3 separate regions of the Homo sapiens genome follow, and regions 2 and 3 are each linked to region 1. Evidence: chromatin loops called from intact Hi-C (ENCODE). Cell type or tissue: CD4-positive, alpha-beta T cell. All regions are shown on one strand. Each heading gives the region's core, and the rest is flanking DNA. Links, peaks and the distances in the headings are about the cores only. Region 1 overlaps SPEN (spen family transcriptional repressor). Region 2 overlaps ZBTB17 (zinc finger and BTB domain containing 17). Region 3 has its middle 8.4 kb from the start of UQCRHL.

Region 1 (10,567 bases), core at 1,225-9,224:
AGCCTGGGCAACGAAAGGGAAACTCTGTCTCAAAAAACAAAAAAAAAATAGATTTTAAGTAGTAATATACAAAAAGTAACACCCACATTACATTATTCAACCCTCACACAAAACTGCTGTTTTAAAATATTTAATGTACACAGAGGATTTTAATGGATTTTGTATGTTTTAGGTGCAAGTAGGCCTCCGGGACACTTTCCACTCACATATAGATAAGAATTCCTTGTAAGCATTTACTGTATTAACAATGACTTCAAACTGCTACTTGGGAAGCCAGGATAGAGAATTTTTTTCTCTCTTGACATGAGACACACACATTCTCCTGCATGTGGCCACATAATTTTACGCTCACTTTCACTCTCTTACACTCACACAACTGAGAAAACAGTCTATCGAGCCTGACTTTCTAGCTAAAGGAGTATTGATCTTTGAAGCTTTGTGATTTGGATTCTGATCTGGTGAGAAACCATCAAAACCTGACAAGTTTGAGCTTTTGAGAATTTGGCCGTAGGGAGCATTTTTCATTTAAAAACACCAGGTAGGCCGGGTGCGGTGGCTCACGCCTGTAATCCCAGCACTTTGAGAGGCCAAGGCGGGCGGATCACGAGGTCAGGAGTTCAAGACCAGCCTGACCAATATGGTGAAACCCCGTCTCTACTAAAAATACAAAAATTAGCCGGGCATGGTGGCATGCGCCTGTAGTCCCAGCTACTCGGGAGGCTGAGGCAGGAGAATCGCTTGAACCAGCAAGGCAGAGGTTGCAGTAAGCCAATATCGCATCACTGCACTCTAGCCTAGACCACAGAGCAAGACTTCATCTCAAAAAAAAAAAAAAGCACAAAGTATTCAACGACTGTTGTACAATATTCCACTAAGAAATTAATATATATTAATACTTGCTATCATTTAAACAAAAATGAATTGGCAAGAAGAGGCAGTAGAAAGGGAATGCATTCAACAGGGCTTGTGGCAGCACAACCCTGACTTGGCTCATCTTGCCATGGAGCCCTTTTCATACTTTGAACTCAAGTGTCTAAAGGCGTTTTTCACACAAACCTTTTGTCTAACACATATAGGGGTGGAGACCTAGTGGGAACATTCCAGGAAACTTAATCAGAGGTATGTCTGGAAAAACAGCTTGATAATATGGACCAAATTTCCATTTTCAAAAGTAATCAGCTATTGAAGAATCTGGTGGCATTATCTTAAGATGTTTTACTATATTTCGGTCTGTTCAGCAGAAAAAATATTAAATACTACATAACCATGACTGAAAGTATTAACAAGAGGAAATCAGGTTTGCCCTGCACATTGCCAAAGTTGCCAGTTTACATATGCTTTGGCTTATTGATTCACTTTGACTATTTAAGAGATTCAACTTTAAAATAAAGCTCTTGATATTCTTTTGGAAGTTTTTATTTATTTATTTATTTTTTAAGTTAAATGTATGAGCACATACAACCTGGTTGTTGTCATTACTAAATATGTAGCCATTTAAAAGTTTATAATGCACTCTAACATATATTAATACATTTACTTTAAGAAGTAACTGTAAGCAAGATGATTTGTATTTATGATTAATGGTACATAAAGCAGACCAGGTGTGGTGGCTCACACCTGTAATCCCAGCGCTTTGGGAGGCCAAAGCGGGCAGAATGCTTGAGCCCAGGAGTTCAAGACCAGCCTAGACAACATGGAGAAAACCCATCTTTACAAAAATTACTCCAGCGTGGTGGCAAGTGTCTGTAGTCCCAGCTAATCAAGAAGATGATGTGTGAGGATCACTTGAGCCTATAAGGCAGAGACTGCAGTGAGCCATGATCATGCCACTGCACTCCAGTCTGGGTGACAGAGTGAGACCCTGTCTCAAAAAAAAAAGTACATAAAGTTATCACCTGGCAAAACAGTAACTCTTTCAAGTTCTAGGAGCATTCAGTGAGAAATCCAGACAGGTTGCTCCAAACCCATAGGAATTACCTGGAAACTAGATTCAAAAAAATAAACCTGTGTTTCCATATGAAGTGATAAAAGAGAAGCATTCTCTATTCTAGAAGATGAAAGTAGGGGTAAAGAGTGAAAAATAAAATTTAATGCCATCTTAAGTTTCTGTATTAAAACTATTAAAACTCAAGCTACACTGGTAAGTTTAAAATACATACCTTCTTTCGGCTAACATTTCATAAAAGTCTCTGATGTCTTGACCAGATTTCTCCATGCAGTGATAAAAAGCCAGCTGACTTTCCCGATTTGCAAAATCCACCTTTAAAAAAAAAAAGAGGTGTTTGATGCAAGTTTCAAATTTTAATGATGGAAAAATGTTATCAGATTTGTAAATTCTTCACAACATAGCCCTTCTGAGAAAATTTCAGGAAACAGCAATGTATCTCAAGTAAAACAGTCCTCATCACTGAAACTATATTAACCTGAAATCTCTCAAATTCTGTATAAACCGTGATAAAAGAATGAAATTTATAAAGTTTCAAACCCAATTGTGAAGGAGTGAAAAAAGCAAAATGGAAAACTGAAATGGCAATTAAGTAATCAGATCAACTAAATCCAGCAATCTCTGTTGCCAAAACTACAGTTAGAATATAAAACAAAATATGGATGAACATTTTAAACTTTATTCACAGCTGGGCCTCAAAGTTACTAAAGCATATGATGCTCATCAGCTATCAAATAGCTTATCATCTTATTTTTAAAATACTTTTTTCAACCTAACAATCATAGTTATTTCATAGTTAAGTGCATAAATTCCTTCAAACTACCATGAATACAAGTTTTTAAAAACATACACTGGACATAAAGTTATGCTTTAAGTGGCTACCCACTCTTCAGGAGAGTAGGAAAGGAAAGAAAGACATATCATTCAGGATGCTGGACTGATACTATGAGGCCCTGGGTGTCAGATACCCATAACTGTGGTCAAGCCTGCGATGAGAGTGTCTGTGTGAGCATCAGCACCCGAACACTGAGAAGCACACTTCTTTGAATGAGAAGATTTTTAGGGAAGGATCTGTGGCTAATGGTTTAAAGATGCTGTGCCCACAAGTAGCTGAGCATAAAATTGTAATATTCCCCTTAAACACTAATGATACAGCATACGTGTCTTGTAAACCACTCCCCTGGCTGGCAGCCTACAAAATGCTAGTTATTAACGGGGTGATTTCTTTTTTTTGGAGATGGAGTCTTACTCTGTCACCCAGGCTGGAGTGCAACGGCATGATCTCAGCACACTGCAACCTCCGCCTCCTGGGTTCAAGCAATTCTCCTGCCTCAGCCTCCCAAGTAGCTGGGATTAACAGGCACGCGCCACCAAGCCCGGCTAATTTTTCTTGTATTTTTAGTAGAGACGTGGTTTCACCATGTTCATCAGGCTGGTCTCGAACTCCTGACCTCAGGTGATCCACCTGCCTTGGCCTCCCAAAGTGCTGGGATTACAGGCGTGAGCCACCACGCCCAGCCCAAGAGGGTGAGATTTGAATAGGACTTTGTTTTGCTTCTGTTTAAAGTCATTCTGCACACCTTAATTTTATTCCCACCGATTTTCCTCCCTTTGGTCTCTTTTACAGCTGCTTGTGCATATTCAATTTCATTGTAGAGAACCAGGGCCATGCCTTTTAAGCGGTCAAACACCACCTGTAAAACAAACAAACAAAAAACAAGTAAGAGCCTCATCCACTGGACTTAGTGTCAGTCCCAACAAAATCCTAAGCCACAAGGACACGGATGAGAAAAAATATATTTTTATATATTTTATTCTATTAAAAAAAAAAGTGTGATGCACACTGTAGTGAACACAATAAAATGAAAATGTGCAGGGACTGTTTAGAATCATAGACATTATGGCTTGAGATATTATGCCTTTATTTTGTTCTTCTGTATTTTACTTTGTTTTCCATGTTTACTGACCACTATATTGTATTTCAGTAAAGTATTCGTCTTGTTTTGGCTCAAAACAAAAAAGCAAAACCAACAACAGCAAAAAACACCCTTGAAAGGAAGGAAAAATTAAGAACAACAAAGAATTTCTGTGAACTTTGGCTACAAGTAGCATAACTGTCTTAAGGCTGTGGATTTTTTTATACAGGCAATCTTTAAGATGTGTATTTCTCTAAACAACAAAAGCTACATTTAAAGTATTGTCTGCCAGGCGCAGTGCCTGTAATCTCAGCACTTTAGGAGGCCGAGGCAGGTGGATCACTTGAGGTCAGGAGTTTGAGACCAGCCTGGCCAACATGGCAAAACCCCATCTGTACTAAAAATACAAAACTAGCCAGGCGTGGTGGCACACACCTGTAATCCCAGCTATTCAAGAGGCTGAGGCTAGAGAATCGCTTGAACCTGGGAGGCGGAGGTTGCAGTGAGCTGAGATCCCGCCGCTGCACTCCAGCCTGGGTGACAGAGTGAGACTCTGTCTCAATTAAAAATAAATAAATAAATTTAAAAAAAAAAAAGCATTGTCAAGGGTATACAATATACCTACCACAGAGTAAACATAGTTTTAAGGAACCAAAGCTTTACCTTCACACACTGAATTGGGTCTGGAGACCCTTTTCCTGTTGCTTATGGATGTATTACATAAAAATCATTGGTTAGATGAATATTCTGTTGTGTGAACTTCCCCTCATTTAAAAAAGTCTAATTACATATTTAGTGTAAATGTGAATAACTATATAGTCAGACTATCTAATTTTAATGTAAGATAAAATTATAAAAATCCCTAAGCAACATTTCTATTTCATTCTATTTATACTATGAGAATAGTTTCAAAATTAATCACCTTGGCTAGTTCAAAATAGTTTCTTCAAAATACTCATAACTTAAGGCAACAGATGCAAATGCCCTTATTGACCAAATCTTAGCAAACATAATTTTAATGTGCTCGTTATTAAAGAAATAGGCAATGCTAGCCAACTGAGACTGAAAGGAGAGAATACCAAGACGAGTGAGTCAGAAGTCTGAACCACATACCAAAACCTCCCGCCTACCTTTACCACAGGCCCATATCGGCAGAAATGTCGTGTTAAATACTGATCTGACACATTCGAAGAAAGCCCATCTAGCCACACGCAGTTTGTAGGCATGCTCTTTCCAAAACCCAGCTGAATATAAAAGGCAAAATTTCTATTAGTAAAGTTCACAATTACTATTCAACTACAACAGAATTCTCAGAAAACTGGTTTTCTATAGTAATCTTATCAAATCAACATCTCAAGTGGGAAACATCTGGTTAAAATTAAATAGGAATATACAAAAAAAATCCTGCCTGGCTAATCGAATATTAATCAGATTACAGTATATAATAGGATAGGAATGCAAAGAAGTATATCACTTTTATGGTTATCTGTCTTAGTAGGATCTTAAATAATAAGGCATATGCAAAAAAAAAACCCTTCAAGTCTTAAAAAACAAAGCAAATCATAACAGCACAATAATTTATGCAAATTCATTTACCTTGAGGCGATTATTTCCAAGATATTCCCCATCCATCTTCTTAATAGCTTTACAAACGCTAGCAATATCACAGTATTGCAGAAACGCATACTGAGGAACTCCATTTACTTTCTTAATGTCAATATCCTGAAAAAACCAATGAATACAACTTAGCAATATGCCCAAGAAAATAAATTAGAATGAACCAAGTCCATATAGGGTATTTATTTCTCAAAAAAGTCATGTTCTCAATCATCATTTACTTAGTTAAAAAAACTGTACACCTTAATACAATGGTAAGTTACTAGTTTGCTATAAAACATATAGCATTTATTGTCACAAACCATGAAATCCTTCTCATGTGAAGCTCTCTGCAGAGGAGCAACAGCATTGCAATTCAAAATTCAAAATTTAAAATCCATACTAACAGCATTAAGAGAAACTTAACGATAATAAAGAAAAGGCAGGCTATTTAATGAAATCCTAAGAAATAATTCCCTTCTGCAATATCTAAAATCGTTATTAGGGGCCAGGCCATTTAAAATATGATATCTGGCTGCGCACCGTGGCTCACGCCTGTAATCCTAGCACTTTGGGAGGTGGAGGCGGGCGGATCACTTGAGGTCAGGAGTTCGACACCAGCCTGGCCAACACGGTGAAAACCTGTCTCTACTAAAAATACAAAAATTAGCCAGGCATGGCGGCACATGCCTGTAATCCTAGTTATTCTGAAGGCTGAGGCAAGAGAATCGCTTGAACCCGGGAGGCAGAGGTTGCGGTAAGCCAAGATCGCGCCATTGCGCAGGTGACAAAAGTGAAACTCCGTCTTAAAAATAAATAAATAAAATAAAATATGATATCTGAGAAGATTAATAAATCTTTGTTCTTTAACCTTTAAAATTAAAAGATCAATAAATAAATAAATAAATAACAGATAACTGTCTAAAGACAAAAGAAGCTGGAGCCCAGATAGGTTACTGAATTCCATACCACCCATCTAGGTAGGCAGTAGAACTGCAATTAGAGTATATGCTACTCCCACAAAACCAAAATAATTTGACAAATCAAAATAATTGAAAATGAGGTCATCCATTTCTCCATCAGCAAGGAAGGACATTGGGGTGGGGCTGTCATACCTATCAAGGACAATAACTAACTACCAGGGCTTCCAGTGCTTTGATGAAACCTCAGATGTGTGACTTTCTGGCCAAGAATCTGTAATATCATATTGCTGGAGCATTAATTGGGGGTTGTGGTTCTCTATAAGTTTGCTGTGGCTGAACCAAGAAAGAAGGCATGTGCAGATTTCTACAGAAGTTACGATTCTATGAAAGATTTTGAGGAGATGAGAAAGGCTGATATCTTACAAAATGTTATCTCCCAGCCTGGGCATGGTGGCTCACACATGTAATCCCACCACTTTAGGAGGCCACGGCAGGTAGATCACCTGAGGTCAGGAGTTTAAGACCAGCCTGGCCAACACGGTGAAACCCCGCCTCTACTAAAAAATACAAAATTAGCTGGGCATGGTGGCGGGCGCCTGTAATCCCAGCTACTCAGGAGACTGAGGCAGGAGAATCGCTTGAACCCAGGAGGCGGAGGCTGCAGTGAGCCAAGATCGCACCACTGCACTCCAGCCTGGGTGACAAGAGTGAAACTCTGTCTAAAAAAATAATAATAGTATATCCCAAGATTACAAAGCTGTGACCAAAATATTTTCATTTTTAAACTGACTCTAATTTTAAGTCATAAAGGAACAGAAAACTTCTTGTACCCCTTAATCTAACAATGACTTGCATAATATAAAAAGTGATTCAAATTAAGACTTCCTAATAGAATTAAACTGCTAGCAGACGACATCCATATTCTAGTAATCCCCAAGGTATTTCTGATGTGCACTGTGATCACAAAACAATCATACACTAATTTGCTGCTTCTATTTTTGGAGACAGGGTCTCACTCTGTCACCCACGCTGGAGTACAGTGGCGTGATCTCGGCTCACCGCAGCCTCTGCTTCCTGGGCTCAAGTGGTTCTCCAGCCTCAGCCGCCTGAGTAGCTGGGACTACTGGAGCAAGCCACCAACGCCCAGCTAATTTTTGTATTTTTATAGAGACAGGGTTTCACCATGTTGCCCAGGCTGGGCTTAAACTTCTGAGCTCAAAGTGATCTGCCCACCTCACCCTCCCAAAGTGCTGAGATTATAGGTGTGAGCCACCATGCTCAGCCTGCTGCTTCATTTTTACAAACATTTTTCTCTTCCAGATTTTCCTTTCAATCCACAGGACTAGAGATGGCATTAAAACAGAACCCAATGAACAAAGAAAGATAAAAATGGGTAAGAGCCAGCCTGGGCAACATGGCAAAACACCACCTCTACAAAAAACACAAGAGTTAGCTGGGCGTGGTGGGACATGTCTGCAGTCCCAGCTACTCAGGAGACTGAGAGATGGGAGGATCACTTGAGCCCAGGAGGTTGAGGCTGCAGTGAGTCGTGATCATGACACTGCACTCCAGGCTCGGAGACAGAGTGATACTCTGTCTCAAAAAAAAAAAAAAAAAAGAGGTAAGAAAATATATATGTGTAAACAAAGGACATATATTACATTTTTACACACGTATATAGAACCATACCCAATGGGATTCTCTGGATTATCTTTTAGCAAGAGCTAAAAGCACACAACAATGTTCATTCATTACACCATTAAATATCACCTTTCCAAATATAATCTGTACTATGCTTTATGTGTTATGACAAAGACCTAAAATTGTTTACATAGTAAAAGCAACATACCACAATTTCTCCAAAGCGCTGGAAGATGTTGCGAAGGTCATGGTAAGTAGTGGTTTTTTCAAGGTTGCCAATAAAGAGAGTTCTTGTTGCTTTGGGGTGAAATTCATCTATCCTTTCATCCAAGGGGCGAAATTCATTTTCACTTTCTGTTTCTGTAAGTGGAATGGGGGCCGAGTAAAAAGAGAAGACAGTATTTTAATGCATATTTATATATCATGGAAAAATCTACATTTAAAAAACAAAATGTCTGAAATAATGGGCTTGAATACTCACATAAACTGAAATATCATAAACACCTTCAGAAATAGCCACCCCTTATTAACTCTAAAGCAAAAAAGGAATACAAAGGCTAAATAAACGTTTCAAAAAAAAATTAAGGCTAAAGTAACACTTTGTTTAACCTTTAAAATTAAAAATAAACTGATTTAAATCTGCTAAATTAGCTGGGAAGGGTGGCTCATGCCTGTAATTCCAGCACTTTAAGATGTCAAGGTGGGAGGATCGCTGGAGCCCCAGAGTTTGAGACTAGCCTGGGCAACATGTTGAAACCCCATCTCTACCAAAAAAAATACAAAAAATTAGCCAAGTATGGTGGCGCACGCCTGTATTCTCAGCTATTTGGGAAGCGGAGGTGGGAGAATAGCATGAGAATGGGAAGTTGAGGCTGCAGTGAACTGTGATCACGCCACTGCACTCCAGGCTGGGTGATGGCAGTGAGAGAACCTGTCTCAAAAATAAAATAGAAAAAATAAAATAGATAGATATCTTTGCTAAGGTGATCTGTTGTTTTTGGGACAGAGTCTCGCTCTGCCACCCAGACTGGAGTGTACTGGCAGGATCATGGCTCACTGGAGCCTCAACCTCCCAGGCTCAAGCAATCCTCCAACCTCAGCCTCCTAAGTAGCTGGGACCACCAGTGCATGCCACCATGCCTAGCTAGTTTTTCCACCCCCCCAGCCTGTTGCCCAGGCTGGTCTCTGGGCTCAAGCAATCCTCCTGCCTCAGCCTCCCAAAGTGCTGGGATGACAGGCGTGAGCCACTGCACTTGGCCTGATTTGTTTTAAAAATAATCACTGACACAGAAATAGATTTTAAACCCCAGCAAAAATGGTAATTAATTATTTGAGCCTAATCCTAGTTTCCAAAATTACGTAGCAGGCTCTCAATTTGGCGTATAAAACTATACTCTGAAATAGACATAAAAACTCAGCTGAAAATAGTCCACCTTCATTGTTTAATTTCATTTACTTTTCAACATTTTATAAGATATTTAGCATTTCGCCCCTCTCATACTAACACAATAAATCAACTGTCTAAATACGGAAATTTTAGATATAAGAGTAACTATGAAAACAGATTAAAGCAATATGTTTTAAATTATCTTTTGATATTGCATGGTCCCCAGTGACAAACAGAAATGATTGTTACGGCTTCTTCTTCTTCTTTTTTTTCTTTGAGATGGAGTTTCACTCTTGTCACCCAGGCTGGAGTGCAGCGGAGCAATCTCGGCTCACTGCAACCTCTGCCTCCTGGGTTCAAGCAATTCTCCTGCCTCAGCCTCCCAAGTGGCTGGGATTACAGGTGCCCGCCATCATGCCTGGCCAAATTTTTGTATTTTTAGTAGAGACGGGGTTTCGCCATGTTGGGCAGGCTACTCTCGAACTCCTGACCTCAGGTGATCCGCCCGCCTCAACCTCCCAAAGTGCTGAGATTACAGGTGTGAGCCACGACGTCCAGCCTCTATTTTTTATGGTCAAAAGCAATGGCTTAATTTCTAATTTATCATAGCCTTTCTCTGAAGCTCCATTTATAAACTTGGTCTAGGGCAGGAACGCTCAAGGTTTTGTTGATAACAATTATAGGAAACTACTGTGTGTTCTTTTTTCTTAATGTAAAACAAAGCCATCCAAAAAATTAATATTTAATCAACTTTACTGAAATGAAGCATTTAGAGCCAGCCATTGAACATTACTGATAATGTCAACAACACTGGTATTTTTAAAAACTCAATTTCAGGGACCTTGAGTTAAGTCAGAATACATCTCACTTCTGAGTCCAGACTGATGGCTCCAATGGTAGCTCAACTAATGTTACCCCTTTCGATCAATCAGACTATGATGTACTTTCACATGAAACTCAGGTGGACTCAGAAACTACCCAGGACTCATAATAGCTGTCTCCATATATTCTGCATATCTCAAAGGAACATATCTCATTTTAAGCTCAATTTGGTCTTAATTTAAATGTGCACAGACATTTAATAATATTTCAAAAAATTCAGATAGAATATTGAGGTTTGTGCTCCGAAAGGCAGAAACACAAGAAGAAAGCATGATTT
Region 2 (10,567 bases), core at 1,364-9,363, 47 kb before region 1:
GAGCCTCAGTTTCCTCATCTGTAAAATAGGGATGACAGAATTGTTTGGAGAATTACATGAGGACAGGCAGGTAATTCACAGAATTGTCTGGAGAATTACATGAGGTCAGGCAGGTAATTCACAGGGTTTGCTGCATAGTGCAGCACTCCCCAACCTTTTCGTTTTTTTTTTTCTGTCAGCAAAATATATATTTTATATATATAGTGTATATATATAGTGTGTGTGTATATATATATAGTGTGTGTGTATATATATAGTGTGTGTGTATATATATAGTGTGTGTGTATATATATAGTGTGTGTGTATATATATATAGTGTGTGTATATATATAGTGTGTGTGTATATATAGTGTGTGTGTATATATATAGTGTGTGTGTATATATATATAGTGTGTGTGTATATATATAGTGTGTATATATATATAGTGTGTGTATATATATATATTGTGTGTGTATGTACATATATATATATACATACACACATACAGAGAGAGAGAGAGATTTCCCCCACCCACCCACCTACCTACCCAAAACATGTGTCTTAGTGTTTGATTTTTTTTTTTCATACACACAGAATAGGGAATTTCAGAATTTTTACATACATTTTAGCAAACAAGTTTTGATCTATTGGCTTCTTGGTGCAGTAATGGTGCCAAAGGCTCATACTATTACAAGGAAGTTGTGAACACTGATTTCTCAGGAGGTGAGGCCAGCCCCACATGAACTTCTCTTGCATCCCTCTGGTCCACCATGATACATAACTACTTAGACTTTTTTTTTCCCTCTATTGAATCATTAGATATTAAAAATGGAACAACAGAGTCACAAAGGGCCACATGCTTTTCAGTAGAAAGCATTCTCCTTCTCTAGGTTGCTATCACAGTGCAGACCTGACTGCCTGAATATGCTCAGGAGATTTAGTCAGTATTGTCTGTATTTGGTTATGGAAAAGGCTCTCCTGGCTGGGCGCGGTGGCTTACGCCTGTAATCCCAGCACTTTGGGAGGCTGAGGTGGGTGGATCACGAGGTCAGGAGATCGAGACCATCCTGGCTAACATGGTGAAACTCCGTCTCTACTAAAAATACAAAAATTAGCTGGGCGCAGTGGCAGGCGCCTGTAATCCCAGCTACTCAGGAGTCTGAGGCAAGAGAATCACTTGAACCTGGGAAGCGGAGGTTGCAGTGAGCCGAGATCACGCCACTGCACTCCAGCCTGGGTGACAGAACGAGACTCCATCTCAAGAGAAAAAAAAAAAATTAGCTGGGTGTGGTGGTGGGTGCCTGTAGTCCCAGCTACTCGGGAGGCTGAGGCAGGAGAACCCGGGAGGCGGAGGTTGCAGTGAGCTGAGATCACGCCACTGCATTCTAGCTTAGGTGACAGAGTGAGACTCTGTCTCAAAAATAAAACAAAAAGGCTCTTCCTTTTTTTTTTTTTTCTTCTTTAAGTCCAAAGTGCATAGTGAGAGCAAATCAAAACTTTTTTTATTTTTCCTTCTCAGCATCAGTTTCATGTGAGCATCTTCCCATGAGGGCTGCTCAGATGTCTCGCCTTTGTCCTCCTCACCCTTCAAAAATAAGTGAGAGTCAAGCAATTTAGACATTTATCAGCTTGGCAAATAAACTTGGCAGCAAATAGAAGTCCTACTATTGTAAAGAAATTGATAAGACAAAAGGTACATATGATGACCCAACTACTGTGGTGTTGGGTAATTTATAAGGTTGACCTCTGACTTCATTGATGTAAAATCCTATTGGAAATATGACGGCAGCCATACAGAAAAGCATCATCCCAGTGAATGCTATCCATCGAACATATTTTGTAGCTTCTCTTCCCCAGTGGGAAGCCACCAGCAAACCACATGTGACAATCAATGGGAGGGCAGATTCACACCTGACTCCAGAGTCCTAGCTGCCTCCGTCTGTCTAAGGGGAATTTTACAGTCAATGAAATGATTCCCATGATGATAAAAAACAGCATGGTGACCCACTCCAGGGGAAGCTGGGGAGGGATGCACATCCCCTCTCGTCCACGCATTGTTTGACACTGTCCCATGAGGCCCACAGTGAGTGCTCCCACAGACTCCCTGGTGTTGAGCCAGTCTGGGTTGGTGATGCTGGCGATGGCGAAGATATTGGCAGTCAGAAAGAGACATCCTGAGATAATGGTCAATTTATCATCTCCCTGCCCTGCTCCCCCCACCCTCCGAGGCCCAGGCAGGCAGCGGCCTCACACTTCCCACCCCATGAGCGGCCTCTGGGACCTGGAGTCCCCACACTACTGCCTCGTGCCCCCTCGGCCCCCGTGCACCTAGGACCACCAGCCGTGGCATGGCCCGCAGCCCCCAACCTTTTTGGCACCAGGGACCGGTTTTGTAGGAGACAATTTTATCACAGAAAGGGGGCTGAGGGGTGGGGGGTGGGAGGTGGTTTCAGGTTGACTTAAACACCTTACATTTATTATGTACTTTATTTCTATTACTATTACATTGTAATATATAATGAAATAATTGTACAACTCACCATCATGTAGAGTCAGTGGGAGTCCTGAGCTGCTTTTCCTGCAACTAGACGATCCCATCTGGGGTTGATGGAAGACAGTGACAGATCATCAGGCATTAGATTTTCATGAGAAGCTCACAACCTAGATCCTTCACATGTGCAGCTCACAATAGGGATTGAGCTCCTGTGAGTATCTAATGCTGCTGCTGATCTGACAGGAAGCGGAGCTTAGGTGGTAATGGCAAGTGATGGGGAGCGGCTGTAAATACAGGTTGAAGCTTCGCTCACTTGCGTGCTCACTCGCCCGCCACTCACCTGCCATGTAGCCCACTTCCTAACAGGCCACGGACCAGCAGTGGTTTGTGGCCCAGGGGTTGGGAACCCCTGGTATAGTGGACATTTATGAAATGTTACTTACCTCCTGCTGCAAGGTACAGGCTGGTTGGAAGCTGGAGGCCAGTCAGGTTTGAAGTTGAGGAAGGCCCAAACCTGTGGGGACGCCAGGTTGCCATCCTGCCCTGTGGCAGGGGCTATCCAGGTTGTGCATGGACAGTCAAGGACTACTCTGTGCCCCTTCTGTTTTCTGGGAGAGTTCCCCCAAGCTTTCTAATTAAAGTCATCAAACCTTGGCTACTCAGAGACCATATCCTGAGAGATCTGGTAAGGGGTGTTTTGAGGATTCTCTCTGCCTGTTTAATTCCTTCAAGTTCAGATGCTTCTGGGAAGCCTTTTCTGAGCCATTCCCAGTTCCCCCAACCCAAGTGAGTTTGGAGCCCCTCCCCTGCGACTTCTTAGCATCCTGTTTTTGATCTCTATTAACACATTTTCACCTCAATTATGATCCGAGGCTTCCTTGCCTGCCTTCCCATGAGACCGCCAGCATCTTGGATGCAGGACAGGGTCTTATTTATCCTGGTACTGCCACTGTGTAGCTTGTTTCCTGGCACACAGCTGGCGCTCAGCAAGTGTCGGATGAGTGGATGATCAGCCTTGATTGGCTGAGGAGGAACTGGCATTTGGGGCTGGAGAAAACTCCATGTAATTGAGGGCTGAGCATGCTTCTTGTTTATTGGGCATTTGGCTGTCATATGGGAAATAGACATGGTGAACTCTGACCTTAACTGTGAGAGTTTTGGTCAGAAGATGGTTTCTCTGTCTTTTTGTCTTGTTCCAGTATAGCAGGGTTTCTCAACCTTGACACTTCTGACATTTGGGGCCAGATAAGTCTTTGTTGTGGGGGGTGGGTTTCTGTAGCGTCTCTGGCCTCTCCCCATAGATGCCAGTGGTAACTCTTCTCCAGTGGTGACACCCCAGAATGTCTCCAGATATTGCCAAATATCTCCTGGCACAAAATCACCCCCAGTTAAGAAACCCCTGCAGTATAGGGTAGCAGTTAGGAACACAAACTCCTAAGCCAGGCGTATGTGGGCTTATGTTTGCTTCTTATAATTACTAGCTGTATGCCCTTGGGCAAAGTACTTGACCTTTCTAACCCTCAGTTTCCTCAGTTGTAAAATGTGGATAATAGTTACCTTGAATATAACTTTATTGGGTGGAATTATTAATAAGGTCATGCATGTAAAGTGCTTAGTCGAGTCCCTGGCTCCATAATTACTGTTATTTGATAGAAGACTCTTGAGGGTCAAAAAAGAAAATATGCAGAGTTTAGGAAGAAAACAACATTTACTATGGGAATGCATGCACAAGGTAGAAAAATCAGAAGGTTCTCAAGCGTGTACCTGTGGAAAGTAAGTTACCCCCCTCTCCTCCCAGGAAACTTTTTTTTTTTTTGGTAGAGACAGAATCTCGCCGTGTTGCCCAGGCTGGTCCCAAACTCCTGGGCGCAAGCAATCCATCTATCTCAGCCTTCCAAAGTGCTGGTATTATAGGCTTGAACCACCAAACCCAGCCTCATATAACACTTTTTTTTTTTAATTAGGGCCTTGCTCTGTGGCCAAGGCTAGAGAGCAGTGGAGCTGTCATAGCTCACTGCAGCCTCGACCTCCCTGGCTCAAGCGATCTTCCTGACTCAGCCCCCCAAGTAGCTGGGACTACTAGCACACACCACCACACCTAGCTAATTTTTCTGTTTTTTGTGGAGATAGGGTTTCGCCACGTTGCCCAGGCTGGTCTTGAACTCCTGGGCTCAAGTGATCCACCTACCTGCGCCATCCCAAAGGACTGGGATTACAGGTGCGAGCAGGGGTGGTGTCCTGTGGGGTGACCCATTGTTGGGTTTGACATCACAGTAGGGAGGGACCTCAACTTTAATGAAAACAAAAAACTCCAAATACATTTTATGTACAAAACATATTGTCCTGGAGATCATAATCTACTTCTTTTGCTGGCCACGGCTTTTTTTTTTGTTTTTTAATTAATTAATTAATTAATTTAATTTTTGAGACAGGGTCTCGCTCTTTCGCCCAGGTTGGAGTGCAGTGCTGGGATTATAGCTCACTGCAGCCTCGACCTCCAGGGCTCAAGCGATCCTCCCACCTCAGCCTCCCGTGGCCACAATTTTTAAATGGTTGAAATAATAGAGGTCAGAGAGTAAGTACTGTGGCTCATTGAACCTTGCTGCGTGTGTGTGGAATGCCAGCACAGAGAATCCTTATGGACATCAATAGTTTGACAGTCCCAGGGTGATTAAGGTTGACCTCAGTAATGCAGTCAGCACAGATACGTGTAGAAAACTGGGGCTTAGGCTCTTGGATTCAAACGTGCTTGTTATGAATTGAAGAGAGATGGTTCGTAGGGCTGGGCTTCAAAGGAAGGAAGCAAAGGGCATGGTTAGAACTGAGAGTTGTTCACTCATATCTAAACAGCAGTGTGGACAGAGGCTCAGAGGTGGGAATTCCCGCTGCGAGTGGAGAGCGGGCCAGAAAGCAGGCTTAGTGGGTTCATTGTAACATCAAAAATCTACTCAGCTTCTGGTCTTGAAAGGTCTGGCAGTAGAATCTGTTCTCCCCACCCCAGCCGCACCACTTCCTATACTGGAACTTATTAACCTAAGCAGTCACTTTCCTGTCCCGAGTGGCAGGCTCCACTCGAATTTCGCCAGCCTGCCCCATGGGAAGCTGTATCACCAGAGCTCAGAGAGCAAAGCACTTCTCATTTCTGTAGTCTCGGGGCCATGTGGGCCCCTCAGGGATTTTCCCCCGTTACTGTGACTCAGTCAGCAGCCCAAATTAATGCTTGGCAAATGATTTAAAGTAAGAAAGAACTTGTTTAATTTTGTAAATCGTTTTTGTTAAATGTTGACTCCATACAAAAGAATGTGTTCAGTGTAAAGAATAAGGATACAAGAAACATCTTCCATGTACCCATTACCCAGTTTCCAAAAAGAACTTACTGTTACCTTTGGAGTCCCCTGTGTCCCCTCCCTGATCTCACCCGGCCCAAGTCATCCCTGAGTTTTGCTTTTATCACTCTTGCTTTTCTTTATAGTTTTACCATGTGTTTGTATTGCTAAACAATGTACCGTTTAATTCTGCAGGTTTTTGAACTTAATATAATCATATTGTTTTCTTCAGTGCCTTGACATTAATCCACGTTGCATAGAGTGGTATTTCATTTTCACAGATGAATAATGTTCCATTGTATGAGAATTTATTTATCCTTTCTATTACTGGTGGACATTTGGGTTGTTTCCAGTATTTTGCTGAGACAAACAGTGCCACTGTTCACATTCCCGGGACATGTATGCACAGCCTCTCCAGGGACTGCAGCTGGGAGTGGAGTCACAGGGTATGTGCGTCTTCAACTTAACAAATAATGCCAAGTTGTTGCCAAAACTGTTTCCCCAGTTTACCCTTCAACAATTCCGTTTGCCTCATATCCTCTCAACAATGGTATTTTCAGACTTCAACATTTTTACTAATCTGGTGGGCGTACAATGACATCTCATGTGGTTTTGATTTGCATTTTCCTGGTTCTGAGTTGGGCATCTTTTCGTTGCTTACTGATCATTCAGATTTCATCTTCTCGGAAACAACAGATTGTCTTGCTCATTTTTCTATTGGGTGGTTTGTAGACATTTTGTTAGTTTTTTGTTTTTTATTTCTTATTTTGGATACTAATTCTTTGTCAGTTATATGTGTTATAACTACCTACTTCCAGTTTGTGGCTTGTCTTTTCACTGTAGGATATTGTTTTTTGTTTTTGATGAGCAGAAATTCTTTTTTTTTTTTTTTTGATACGGAGTCTCACTCTGTTGCCCCGGCTGGAGTGCAGTGGCGCGATCTCAGCTCACTGCAAACTCCGCCTCCCAGGTTCAAGCGATTCTCCTGCCTCAGCCTCCTGAGTAGCTGGGATTACAGATGCGTGCCACCACGCCTGGCTAATTTTTTTTTATTTTTAGTAGACGGGGTTTCAGCATCTTGGCCAGGCTGGTCTTGAACTCCTGACCTCATGATCCACCCATCTCGGCCTCCCAAAGTGCTGGGATTATAGGCGTGAGCCACCGTGCCCGGCCTGTTCTCTGTTTAAATACCACACTGACTTGTAAAATACATCATTTTAGAAAACTGGTGAACTGGTGTCTAGTAAATCCTTGGCCCATTGCTCTTCCATTTTCATTTTATTTTTTTCTGAGACAGGGTCTCGCTCTGTCACCCAGGCTGTAGTGCAGTGGTGTGATCTTGGCTCACTACAGCCTTGACCTCCCAGGCTTAAGCTATCCTTCCGCCTCAGCCTCCCAAGTAGCTGAGACTAGAGGCACACGCCACCACGCTCAGCTATTTTTGTCTTTTTTGTAGAGACAGGGTTTCACCATGTAGCCCAAGCTAGTCTTGAATTCCTGGGCTCAAGCAATCCTCCCACCTCAGCCTCCCAACGTGTTGGGATTACAGGCGTGAGCCATCTTGCCTGGCCCCATTGTCATGTTAGATTACATTTGTCAAATGCCATAAAAATTGTTGGTATGTTTTATTAGAATTTGCATTGAGTTTATAATATATAAATTTGGGTAGAGCTGACATTTTTATGATGTTGAGTCATCTGATCCATAAATGTGGTATAGCTTTCAATTTACATAACTTATCAAAGTCTAAATTTAGTCAGTGTCTTTATACCTTACTCTCAAACAGTGAGGACCTGAGAACACTTTAATTGCTATCACTTTCTCTTCCACTTTTATTCTGTGGGTGTGCATTTTAGTTCTTTTTAAACCTTTTTTTTTTTTTCTCTCTAGAGACAGGGTCTCGCTGTTGTCCAGGCTGGAGTGCCGTGGCACAATCGCAGCTTACTGCAGCCTGGACCTTCTAGGATTATGCAATCCTCCTGCCTCAGCTTCTCGAGTAGCTGGGATCACAGGCACTCGCCACCACACCCTGCTAATTTTTACTTTTTACTTTTTTTTTTTTGGTAAAGACAGGGTCTCTTTTGGTAAAGACAGGCTGGTCTTGAACTCCTGGGCTCAAGCACTCCTCCTGCTTTGGCCTCCCAAAGTGCTAGGATTAGAGGTGTGAGCCACTGTGCCAGTCCTTTTACAACTTTTATGAGCATCATTAGTTCAGCATTTGTTTAGGTTTGCTCACTTATATATATACTACTTTCATTGTTCTTCCTTCCTTCTTGCATTTAATACTTTTCTTTCTGGGATCACTTTCATCTGCCTGAAATATGTGTTTCATAAGGTGTAAATTTGGGCTGTAGTCCTTTTGGGGGACTGCTAATCATTATACATTCTCAGGGAAGATTTTTCCCTCCTCTGTTCAGCACCAAGATTTGATATAGGCAGTTTCTGTATTGTCTTCTTTCCACCAAGGTTCAGTGAGACCTCCCTCTGGGGATGGGGTGGAGGGTGGGGCTCAAGCTTGCCCAGTTCTGCAAATGTCTTTTCTTGAAACCTGGTTTCAAAGCTCCACTTGCTCTCTGGATTTCAACCCTTGTTTAGATGTGTTTTGACCTCTCAGTATTACTTACTGACCTATCAGTTCTTTGATACATTTTATTTTATTTTTAACTCCTCTTACTATCATTCCCAATCTTTAATGCATTTTAAAAGATGTCTTATCATTTTTAGTCAGCATTTGTGGCTGTTTGCGGTGGGAGAATTGGCCAGGGCACCTTTGCCAGAAATGGAGTTGTTTCATAGTTTTCATTTTGCAGTTCATCTGGCAGCAGCAAACTGTGAATATATTAATGCTTAGTAATGTTCACTTCTGGATTGTGTGAGTCTTTTAAAATTAATTAATTTATATATTCTTTAGAGATGGGTTCTCACTATCTTGCCCAGGGTAGTCTCAAACTCTGGGGCTCAAGCAATCTGCCTGCCTTGGCCTCCCACAGTGTTGGGATTACAAGTGTGAGCCACTGTGCCCAGCCTTGGATTTGCTTTATTTTTTTATTTTTTTTAGAAACAGGGTCTCGCTGTTGCTCAGGCTGGAGTGCAGTGGTTACTCATAGGTGCAATCAAAGCTCACTACAGCCTTGAACTCCCGGCCTCAAGTGATCCTCCTGCTTCAGCCTTTCGAGTAGCTGGGACTACAGTCATGTGCCACCGTAGCCAACCACTGCTGGGTTTTATACGATGTTTTATCGCACTCATTAGTATAAGGAAGAGAGATTGTTATGTGCCTGTGATGACAGAGAATTTGTCCATTTGGTACAGGCTCAGGATCTGTTGAACCCGGTATTCTGTTTGTCCACAGAAGTTTTGTCCTTTTCTATAGCGGAAAGGGCACAGTTTTTAGAGTGTGATGGATTTGGCCTTGAATGTGGGCAGGGCTGTGCAACCTAGGTCAGCAACAACTTCTTAAACTGTGATTTGCTCATCTGCTCAATGGGGGTGACTGTATTAGTCCCCCCTCCCAGGATCATTGTGAGCACTGGTGAGGCGGCATGAAACACTGTGCGTGCGGCACCACAGCAGCTCTGGCCCTGACTCCCTTCATGGCTGCTGTGGGTTATGGTCTATTTGCAAGGGAAGCAACCAGCCCGTGAGTTTCTCTTGCCAGTAACCTCCTCTGGAGTCTCAGCAGATGGAGCTGTTAGTAGCAAGGCTGAGTTTCCTCTCTGCACAGGGCACAGTTCCACCCACAGTCCCTTATCAGGAATCACAATTTTTATTTCATTTTATTTTATTTTTTATTTTATTCAAGATAAGGTCTCGCACTGTCACCCGAGCTGGAGCAGCAGTGCCACAATCTCAGCTCACTGCAGCCTCAACCTCCCAGGCTCAAGTGATCCTTCCACCTCAGCCTCCCGAGTGGCTGGGACCATAGACACCTGCCACCACACCCGGCTAAATTATTTTGGATTTTTTGTAGAGACGGGATCTCACCATGTTGCCCAGGCTGGTCTCCAACTCCTGAACTTAGGCAATCCTCCTGCCTCAGTCTCCCAAAGTGCTGAGATTACAGGCACGCGCCACCTCTCCCGGTTTACTGATAAAGCATATATATTAACATCGTAAAATATACTTCTCCACTGGGACCCCCACCCCATGTCGTCACCCCATGTCGTCACTAGCTGTGCCTCCGTCTCCATCCCATTCCCCCCACCTCCCTGGTCTTACTAGGACCAGGAGCCAGGTCACACTTGGGGGTGGTCTCCAGGTTTCTCTCAGAAGTTTGCACTTCAAAGCGGCTGGCGGGTGGGAGCAGCTTTGCTGATTGATCGCTGCCGCAGGTGGTAGGGATTTGAGGGGCTGGAGGTCAGCAGCGCTGTTTGTTGAAGGGCGAGCCCTGGGCCCCTGAGCCTCTCCTAATCCTCACTGGGCTGCTTCTAAAAACTCTGCTGTAGGACAGCACTTCCGCATCCGTTTTTAAAACTCACTGGAAACTGAGACATTGAGTCTTGACCACTGATTATCCAGGCCCAACTTACAGCTTCAGGATCCCCAAAATATTACTCTAAAATATTCTTACTCGTTTAGTTTTTTCCCAGTGAAGTTTTACAGAATCTTAGCTTAATCCTATTTGGAATAGGAAATATAAAATCTGATGTTGGCTTCTGCCATATGTATTTCATAGTTGGTGTTTATATCCTATACAGTTAATGTTCATAGTTGGAAATCTTAAAGATAATACTGTAGGGAAAGTTTTAAATGGAAAAAAGTCTGCTA
Region 3 (9,870 bases), core at 533-8,532, 100 kb after region 1:
CCCAGCAGTGATGTGATCATGGCTCACTGCAGCTTTTAACTCCTGGGTACAAGGGATCCTCCCCTCTCTGCCTCAGCCTCCCAGGTGTCTGTGAATACAAGAGCATGCCACCACCCCCGGCTAATTTTAAAATTTTTTGTAGAGACAGGGTCTCACTGTGTTGCCCAGTCTGGGAGTAGGGAATGGATGTGGGTTGGAGAGTGGAAAGAATTGACAGGATGACCTGAGCCCTGAAGTAGGAGGGAAGGGCTGCATAAGCAAAGGAACTGGCTTTCGATAGTTCAGCTAGTAGAGGACTGGAGGATGGAATGTATGGGGGCAGATGCTGGCAAGCAAATGTGGTTGAGCAAGTCCATGCCAGAAATGCCACAAATTTACCAAGAGACAGAGTCAAGATAATTATCTATGCTGGCTGGGCACCATGGTTCACGCCTGTAATCCCAACACTTTGGGAGGCCAAAGCAGGTGGATCACCTGAGGTCAGGAGTTCAAGACCAGCCTGGCCAACATGGTGAAACCCCATCTCTACCAAAAAAAAAAAAAAAATACAAAAATTAGCTGGGCGTGGTGGCGCATGCCTGTAGTCTCAGCTACTCAGGAGGCTGAGGAAGGAGAATTGCTTGAACCTGGGAGGTGGAGGTCGCAGTAAGCCGAGATCACGCCATTGCAGTCCAGCCTTGGCGACAGAGCGAGACTCCGTCTCAAAAAAAAAAAAAAAATCTATGCTTCATTTTTCCAAATTAAGATAGAAAAAATGATAGAATACACCAGTCAAAATGATTGGATTCACCTTCTGTGTTCTTGGGCAAGTTACATAAACATTTTTGTAGGGTCTTGGTGTGTTTTCTTTTTGTCTGAATGGTCATCTTCTAGACTAGTGCCTGGCAAACAGTAGTTGCTCGACAAATATTCATTGAGTTAATTTTAGAAATTTATTAAATCTATTAAGTATATATAACACATCTACCCCACAGGATTGTTTTGAACATTCAATCAAATCAGATAATAGATGTAAACGTGCTTTATAATCTGAGAAATACTATTTAAACTGTTTATGTTAATATGAGGATAAAGTCCACTGAGTTTTTTTACTTCTTTTTTTTTTTTTTGTGACAGAGTCTCGCACTGTCGCCAGCGCTGGAGTGCAGTGGCGTGATCTCAGCTCACTGCAACCTCCACCTCCCGGATTCAAACGATTCTTCTGCCTCAGCCTCCCAAGTAGCTGGGATTACAGATGCCCCCCACCACGCCCAGCTAATTTTTTGTATTTTTAGTAGAGATGGGGTTTCACTATCTTGGCCAGGCTGGTCTCAAACTCCTGACCTCGTGATCTGCTCGCCTCGGCCTCCCAAAGTGCTGGGATTACAGGCATGAGCCACCACGCCCGGCTTTTTTTACTTCTTTTCTTTTTTTTGTTTTTGAGACAGAGTCTCGCTCTGTCGCCCAGGCTGGAGTGCAGTGGCACAATCTTGGCTCACTGCAAGCTCCGCCTCCCGGGTTCACACCATTCTCCTGCCTCAGCCTCCCGAGTAGCTGGGACTACAGGCGCCCACCACCATGCCCAGCTAATGTTTTGTATTTTTAGTAGAGATGGGGTTTCACCGTGTTAGCCATGATGGTCTCAATCTCCTGACCTTGTGATCCACATGCCTCGGCCTCCCAAAGTGCTGGGATTACAGGCGTGAGCCACCATGCCCGGCTTTTTTATTTCTTAAATGGATTTTTTTAAAAGCATAGAGGAATACACCAAGACTCTAATGATTCTGTCAACTGCTTTGAAATTCATGGATGGAGTATAATAATATTTTACAAAATAGTTTTGCCCTATAAAACCATATAGTATTACAGAACTGTCTGTGTTGTTTTTTTGTTTGTTTGTTTTTTGAGATAAAGTCTCACTCTGTCACCCAAGCTGGAGCACAGTGACACAATCTCGGCTCACTGCAACCTCCACCTCCTGGGTTCAAGTGATTCTCCTGCCTCACCCTCCTGAGTAGCTGGGATTACAGGTGTGCGCCACCACGCCCGGCTCATTTTTTTTGTATTTTTAGTAGAGACAGGGTTTAACCATTTTGGCCAGGCTGGTCTTAAACTCCTGACCTCAAATGATCCTCCCCTCTCGGCCTCCCAAAGTGCTGGGATTACAGGCGTGAGCCACTGCACCTGGCCCTATAGAACTGTTAAAAGCATAAAAAGGCCAGGATCAGTGGCTCATGCCTGTCACCCCAGCACTTTGGGAGGCCAAAGTGGGGGGATCGCTTGAGGCCAGGAGTTCAAAAAAGACAGCATACAAAGCTGTGAAGTCAATTAGCTTTATGTCATAAATTAAATCCCGAATTACATTTATAATGCTGGGCACGTGAGTGTTATATTACATCTTTTTATTTTTATCTTTTTTTTTTTAGACAGGATCTCACTCTCTCACCCAGGCTGGAGTACAGTGGCATGATCATAGCTCATTGCAACCTCTTCACCTCCTGAGCTCAAGCCATCTTCCCCCCTCAGCCTCCCACGTAGCTGGGACTAGAGGCACACACCACGCTGCCCTGCTAGTTTTTGTATTTTTTGTAGAGATGGGGTTTTGCCCTGTTGCCCAGGCTGGTCTTAAACTACTGGGCTCAAGCAATCCACCTGCCCTGGCATCCCAAAGTGCTGAGGTCAGAGCCACTGCACCCACCTAGCCGTCTTTTTTCTTTTCTTTCTTCTTGGTAGCTTATAATTTCCAAAGCAAATGCAGCATTAGAGTTGTAACTTTTCTGTGTAACATAATTAAGTTGTTTTTTTTTGAGATGGAGTCTCGCTCTGTTGCCCAGGCTGGAGTGCAGTGGCATGATCTCAGCTCACTACAACCTCCACCTCCCGGGTTCAAGCTATTCTCCCACCTCAGCCCCTTGAGTAGCTGGGACTACAGGCACACGCCACCACGCCTGGCTAATTTTTTTTGTATTTTTAGTAGAGACGGGTTTCACTATGTTGGCCAAGCTGGCTTGAACCCCTGACCTCTGGTGATCTACTCACCTCAGCCTGCCAAAGTCCTGGGGCTACAGGTGTGAGCCACTGTGCCTGGCCAGAATTAACTTTTAAATGTATGGATATTTCTGCTACGGATTTCTTAATTCCTTCCTAACTAATCATACCCCAAGTAAACTGAACTATTCATTTTCATGATAAGTCTGTATGGTCTTCCTGAATATTATAGGAGTGATCTGAACCAAAGTTCTAGCTGATAAAAATTTTGTAAAAATCTAATTCAGTGCATTTCCATTGTCTCATGCATTCCAGGGACTAAAGTAAGTAATATTCTTGATTGCTGAAGTTTGAAGGCAGTTTCCTGTCTGCTGAGGTTTTATTTCTAGAAGCCCTTATCATTGGTCCTGATAGAATATCTGCAAGGAGAAATGAATCAACTCACGCCATCATTTTCACATTTATCATTACCACTGGAGATTAAGATATTACATAATTAGCCAAGGTCATATAAAAGGATTCATTGGAACAATTTAGGATTAAATTTAGGAATTATACATTAGGAACTCATTGGGATTCCCATATGTTTAAGTGTTGCAATATGGGGATGTTTAATTACGCTACTAGCCTAGTTCCTGCTATTAACCCAGCACCAGGCCTTTCAAGATTATTTAGAAAAAATGCTCAGGCCAGGCGTGGTGGCTCACGCTTATAATCCCAGCACTTTGGGAGGCAGAGGCAGGCGGATCACCTGAGGTCATAAGTTCAAGACCAGCCTGGCCAACATGGTGAACCCCCGTCTCTACTAAATATATTTTTTAAAAGATTAGCTGGGTGTGGTGGCGGTCGCCTGTAATCCCAGCTACTTGGGAGCCTGAGGCAGGAGAATCGCTTGAACCCGGGAGGCAGAGGTTGCAGTGAGCCGGGATCACATCATTGCACTCCAGCCTGGGCAACAAGAGCGAAACTTCATCTCAAAAAAAAGAAAAAAAAAAAGCTCAGTTCTCAGAAAATCTTAGAAGCCAAGTTCAGACTAAGGAAAGATATTTGCTGAGTAATGTGACTTGGTCCCCTTCCTTGTAAAGCCAGAAGTACCATATGTGTTTTTCTAAATAGCCCCACCAGATTTGTCTAGACATGACTGTGCCTCACGAAATTAACCATTCTGCCTCCGGGGATTTATGCATTCTCAGTGATGTTTCTCTCCATCATCTGATGTGATAGTCTGTACAAGTTTCCTATGGCCCAGTTCTGGGTCATGTTGAAGGATCGTGCCACATAATCTTAACTACTTTTTCCCCCACTGCCTTGTTCAACAACAATGGTAACACCCACAAAATATATTTGCCCTCACAGCAACACCAGTCCATCTTGCACCTGCACAGGACACTTTTTAATCTGAAGGATCTCAAAGCCCTTTGCATACATTAATTGTACTTCATAAATACCTCATTGCTTGCAAGCCCTACTAGCCCCATTTTATTACTGGACATCCCAGAATAAAGAGATGGAACCTCTAGTCTACTCAGAAAAGGACAAACCTGGGTCACGAGTCTACTTAAAACTGTCCCTTGGGCTCTCTGAGATCTAATTTTCTCCCTCTTCATGTTCCCCCAGTGCTCAGGAAACACTTAAAAGTATCTCTGGGGGCCGGGCATGGTGGCTTACAGCTGTAATCCCAGCACTTTTGGGAGGCCGAGGCAGGCAGATCACGAGGTCAGGAGATTGAGATCATCCTGGCCAACATGGTGAAACTCGTCCCTACTAAAATACAAAAAATTAGCCAGGCGTGGTGGCGTGTGCCTGTAGTTCCAGCTACTTGGGAGGCTGAGGCAGGAGAATTGCTTGAACCTGGGAGGCGGAGGTTGGTTGAAGTGAGCAGAGATCGAGCCACTGCACTCCAGCCTGGCAACAGAGCGAGACTCTGTCTCAAAAAAAAAAAAAAAAAAAAGTTTCTCTGGGTGGTTCTCTCAAATGCCTGTCTTGCCTTTGCCACTGATGTGGCCTCAGTGCTTTCCAGTCTAGCTAAATGTGGGGATTGTTTGTGCTTGAATTCACCTTTGTTGACAATTTGTCAAAAAAAAAAAAAAAAGGAAAACCTCTTACATTTACACTGGTGTGAATGCATATATATCATCATCAGAAGCAGTTGAGACACTTTCTAATGCATTTTTCTTTTTTTCGTTAGGACAGGACGATATATTCACTCTATTTTTGGGTCTCAGATAAGAGATTGTATTTTGGAGTCATCTTAACGAGTGCTGCCCTCTCGAGGTCACAGCTGCATCTGTGTGCAGCTGCTAGAACCTAGGTTAGACAAGAGTGAGAATGAGCAGAGATGAGGCATATAAAAGGACCAAGTAGCCATTGTCATGAGAAGCTGAGAAACCTTTGTTTAGCTGCTTTTATATGGTAATGAAGTGAAAAGAGCACCAATAGGGAGCCAGAGTTATTTCTGCCATTGACTCTGTGTATGATCTTAGGCCACTCATTTTCTCTGTGCCTCAAATTTCCCATCAATAGAAGGGGAGCTACTGGTCCAGCCCAGGGGCCAGCAAGCTTTTTTATTTTATTTTTTATTATTTATTTATTTTGAGATGGAGTCTCGCATGTTGCCCAGACTGGAGTGCAATGCAGACATAAAATATATATATATAAACAAATGAGAAAAAGTTTTATTCCCACTTTGGGAGGCCGAGGCCAGTGGCTCACCTGAGGTCAGGAGTTCAAGACCAGCCTAACTAACATGGTGAAACCCTGTCTCTACTAAAAATACAAAAATTAGCCGGGCATGGGGGCACACACCTCTAATCCCAGCTGCTCGGAAGGCTGAGGCAGCAGAATCGCTTGAACCTGGGAGGTGGAGGTTGCGGTGAGCCGAGATCGTGCCACTGCACTCCAGCCTGGGCAACAGAGTGAGACTCTGTCTTAAAAAAAAAAAAAAAAAAAAAAAAAAAAAAAGGTCAGGCGCGGTGGCTCATGCCTGTGATCTCAGCACTTTGGGAGGCTGAGGTGGGCGGATCGCGAGGTCAGGAGTTTGAGACCAGTCTGGCCAACATAGTGAAACCCCATCTGTACTAAAAAAACAAAAAATTAGCTGGATGTGGTGATGTGCACCTGTAATCTCAGCTACTCAGGAGGCTGAGGCAGGAGAATCACATGAACCTGGGAGGTGGAGGTTGCAGTAAGCTGAGATCGCACCATTGCACTCCAGCCCAGGTGACAGTGTGAGACTCTATCTCAAAAAAAAAAAAGACCGGACGCAGTGGCTCACGCCTGTAACCCCAACACTTTGGGAGGCCGAGGTGGGTGGATCACAAGGTCAGGAGTTCAAGATCAGCCTGGCCAAGATAGTGAAACCCCATCTCTACTAAAAATACAAAAATTAGCCGGGCCTGGTGGCAGGCGCCTGTAATCCCAGCTACTCAGGAGGCTGAGGCAGGAGAATCACTTGACCCGGGAGGCGGAGGTAGCAGTGAGCCAAGATTGCACCACTGCACTCCAGTCTGGGAAACAGAGCAAGACTCTGTCTCCCAAAAATAAAAAATAAAAAATTATTCCAATAAAACTTTTTTTGTGTGGACACAGATTTTTGAATTTCATACAATTTTACTTGTCATAATCAAATTATTCACAATAATCACAACATTATTTTGATTTTTTTTTTTGAGACCACATCACTCTGTTGCCCAGGCTAGAGTGTAGTGGCATGATCTCGGCTCACTGCAACCTCTGCCTCCTGGGTTCAAGCAATTCTCCTGCCTCAGCCTCCTGAATAACTGGGATTACAGGCGCACGCCACTATACCTGGGTAATTTTTTTTTTTTTTTTTTGAGACAGAGTCTCGCTCTGTCACCCAGGCTGGAGTGCAGTGGTGCGATCTGGGCTCACTGCAAGCTCCGCCTCCTGGGTTCACGCCATTCTCCTGCCTCAGCCTCCCAAGTAGCTGGGACTACAGACGCCCACCAACACGCCCGGCTGATTTTTTGTATTTTTAGTAGAGACGGGGTTTCACTGTGTTAGCCAGGATGGTCTTGATCTCCTGACCTCGTGATCCACCCGCCTCAGCCTCCCAAAGTGCTGGGATTACAGGCATGTGCCACCGCGCCTGGCCACACCTGGGTAATTTTTGTATTTTTGGTAGAGACGAGGTTTCACCATGTTGGTCAGGCTGGTCTTGAACTCCTGACCTCAGGTGATCCGCCCACTTTGAACTTCCAAAGTGTTGGGATTACAGACATGAGCCACTGCGCCGGTCATTTTTTTTTTTTAGCCTTTTAAAAGATATAAAAGCCATTCTTAGTTCCCAGGCCATCAGTAAAATAGGCAGTATGCTAGATTTGGCCCAAGCCCAAAGCTTCTGACTTCTGGACTGAATAGTTTCAGGCAGTACTTCCGATATAACTTTTTTTTTTTTGAGACAGCGTCTCGCTCTGTTGCCCAGGCTGGCGTGCAGTGGCACAATCTCAGCTCACTGCAACCTCTGCCTCCCATTTCAAGCGATTCTCCTGCTTCGGCCTCCCGAGTAGCTGGGACTACAGGTGCGGTCACCACGCCCGCCTAATTTTTTGTATTTTTAGTAGAGACGGGATTTCACCATGTTAACCAGGATGGTCTTGATCTCCTGACTTCGTGATCCACCCGCCTCACTCTCCCAAAGTGCTGGGATTACTGGTGTGAGCCACTGCGCCCGGCCTACTTAGAATATAATCTTATGCAATTTTATTTTAATTTATTTATTTCTGGAGACAAGATTTTGCTCTGTCACCCAGGCTGGAGTGCAGTGACACCACCATAGCTCATTGCAGCCTTGAACTCCTGGCCTCAACCTATCCTCCTACCTCATCCTCCCGAGGAGGTGCGCCCACTCCATGCCTGGCTAATTTTTTTTTTTTTTTTTTTTTGTGGAGATGGAGTCTCAGGCCAGGTGCGGTGGATCATGCCTGTAAAAAATACAAAAATTAGCTGGCAGGAGTATCACTTGAACCCAAGAGCAAGAGGTTGCAGTGAGCCAAGAATGTGCCACTGGTTGCAGTGAGCCAAAAATGTGCCACTGCACTCCAGCCTGAGCGACAGAGCAAGACCCTATCTCAAAAAAAAAAAAAAAAAAAAAAATTAGCTAGCTGTGGTGGTATAGTCCCGGCTACTTGAATGGCTGAGTTGGGAGCATCACTTGAGCCCAGGAGGCAAAGTTTGCAGTGAGCTGAGATTGTGCCACTGCACTCCAGCCTGGGTGACAGAGCAAGATGCTGCCTCAAAAAAAAAAAAAAGAAAAGAAAATAGGACAAGTTGGGCATAGATTTTGAGTGGAATAGAGTTAAGGCACAAACAGACTTTTTTCTACCTTTTTTTTTTTTTTTTTTTAGTAAGAGATAGGTTCTCGATCTGTTGCCCAGTGTAGCGTGTCACCCAGGCTGGAGTGCAGTGGCACCATCATAGCTCATTGCAGCCTCGAACTGCACTCCAGCTTGGGCAACAGAGTGAGACTCTGTCTGTAAATAAATAAATAAAGGGAAGAGCAGTCGATTGGGGATGAGGAAACTGGGTCTTAGCCTAGCTGGTTGCTTACTATATGGCTTGAGTAAGTCATTTCACTTCTGTTTCCACAGGTGCAATATGAAGATGAAAACTATCCTGCACACCTCACAAAACTAAGGTGTATGTGTGTGAGTGGGAGCATAATGTGAGACGCCTTTGTCTTCTAAGCCACCTCTAGGCTCACACTGACTAGCAAGCTTTGCTTGTCCCTTTCAGTTGCAATGTTGCTGTCACTGTCACCCTATAATCTCTTTAATTGGCAGTTGCAGACCAAGGGCCCACCCTTCCTTTAATGACAGCTGGCTGAAGCCTTCCAACTTTAGTTGTCCCAAGTCACACTGGCTGACTTATAAAGCCATATCTGTGGCCGGGCGTGGTGGCTCATGCCTGTAATCCCAGCACTTTGGGAGGCTGAGCCAGGCAGATCACCTGAGGTCAGGAGTTCGAGACTAGCCTGACCAACATGGTGAAACCCCATCTCTACTAAAAAAAATACAAAAATTAGTCGGGCATGGTGGTGCGTGCCTGTAATCCCAGCTACTCGGGAGGCTGAGGCAGGAGAATCGCTTGAACCCGGGAAGTGGAGGTTGCAGTGAGCCGAGATTGCGCCACTGCACTCCAGCCTGGGCAACAGAGCGAGACTCTGTCTCAAAAAAAAAAAAAGCCGTATCTGTTCTCTAGTCAGCTCCAAGGAAGTGCCTAGATGGGAGAAACCCACACATCTCATCTAGTAGAAAAATAGTCACTGTTCCTCGCAATGGTTATTCAAATACACAATGCTTACGCTCGCCTCAGGACTTTATCTATGCTGTTTCCTCTGCCCATAAGGTCCATGCTCAAATTCTGCACACGGAAGGCTCCTTCATATCACTTGCAACTAGTTTCACGTGTCCCTCCCCTCCATTCTTTCCCTTGCCTTATTTTTCTTACTTCTATCTGCATTCTCTTGTTTACCTGTTTTTGTCTGCATCTCCCACTGGGATAAAAGCTCCAGAATATCTGGCAGTAGGCACTCAGTACAATGAATCTCCCCAGCCTCCCCACTCTCAGCTTAGTCACCTCCCAATAGCATCCCTTTTCCAGCCAGACCACACTGGCTTGCCCTGATGAGTGTTCATGCCTTAGGTACAGCCAGAGTTTCATCTGGATACCCTATGACTATTTCTATCACTATATGACATTTTTTTTTTTTTTTTTGAGATGGAGTCTCGCTCTGTCACCCAGGCTGGAGTGCAGTGGCACGATCTCGGCTCACTGCAAGCTCCGCCTCCCAGGTTCACGCCATTCTTCTGCCTCAGCCTCCAGAGTACCTGGCACTACAGGCACCCGCTACCACACTCGGCTAATTTTTTGTATTTTTAGTGG

The links. Hi-C counts contacts between places; a loop is a spot of excess contacts. Peaks named below come from ENCODE experiments on the same cell type or tissue, not always from the same donor. Only the 100,000 strongest peaks of a DNase experiment are listed, where the experiment ranks them.
Region 2: it touches region 1 in a loop (3-fold over the local background); 7 of 110 quality-filtered maps call a loop at or near these places.
Region 3: it touches region 1 in a loop (4-fold over the local background); 29 of 110 quality-filtered maps call a loop at or near these places.

The regions. Positions count from the first base shown.
Region 1 is chr1:15,913,942-15,924,508 of GRCh38, reverse strand. It overlaps SPEN (spen family transcriptional repressor), which reads right to left. Exons shown (of 15, transcript NM_015001.3): 6 at 8,230-8,381; 7 at 5,458-5,583; 8 at 4,992-5,105; 9 at 3,526-3,639; 10 at 2,160-2,260. Among named protein-coding and RNA genes, the nearest start is that of ZBTB17, 57 kb to the left of the region's middle. In CD4-positive, alpha-beta T cell, for the core only: no CTCF peak of the experiment used is centred there; DNase peaks (open chromatin) are centred at 4,998 and 8,334; H3K4me3 peaks cover 605 bases.
Region 2 is chr1:15,961,240-15,971,806 of GRCh38, reverse strand. The region is part of intron 2 of ZBTB17 (zinc finger and BTB domain containing 17); the gene reads left to right. LOC124903855 (a long non-coding RNA gene) reads right to left here. Exons shown (of 3, transcript XR_007065486.1): 3 at 4,164-10,567. Among named protein-coding and RNA genes, the nearest start is that of ZBTB17, 9.6 kb to the left of the region's middle. RefSeq lists enhancers at 5,685-5,874, 6,157-6,326, 9,770-10,567. In CD4-positive, alpha-beta T cell, for the core only: no CTCF peak of the experiment used is centred there; DNase peaks (open chromatin) are centred at 5,496 and 7,746; H3K4me3 peaks cover 753 bases; H3K27ac peaks cover 1,213 bases.
Region 3 is chr1:15,811,076-15,820,945 of GRCh38, reverse strand. No RefSeq gene overlaps it. Among named protein-coding and RNA genes, the nearest start is that of UQCRHL, 8.4 kb to the right of the region's middle. In CD4-positive, alpha-beta T cell, for the core only: CTCF peaks have their summits at 5,027 and 5,226 (motif pointing left); a DNase peak (open chromatin) is centred at 5,245.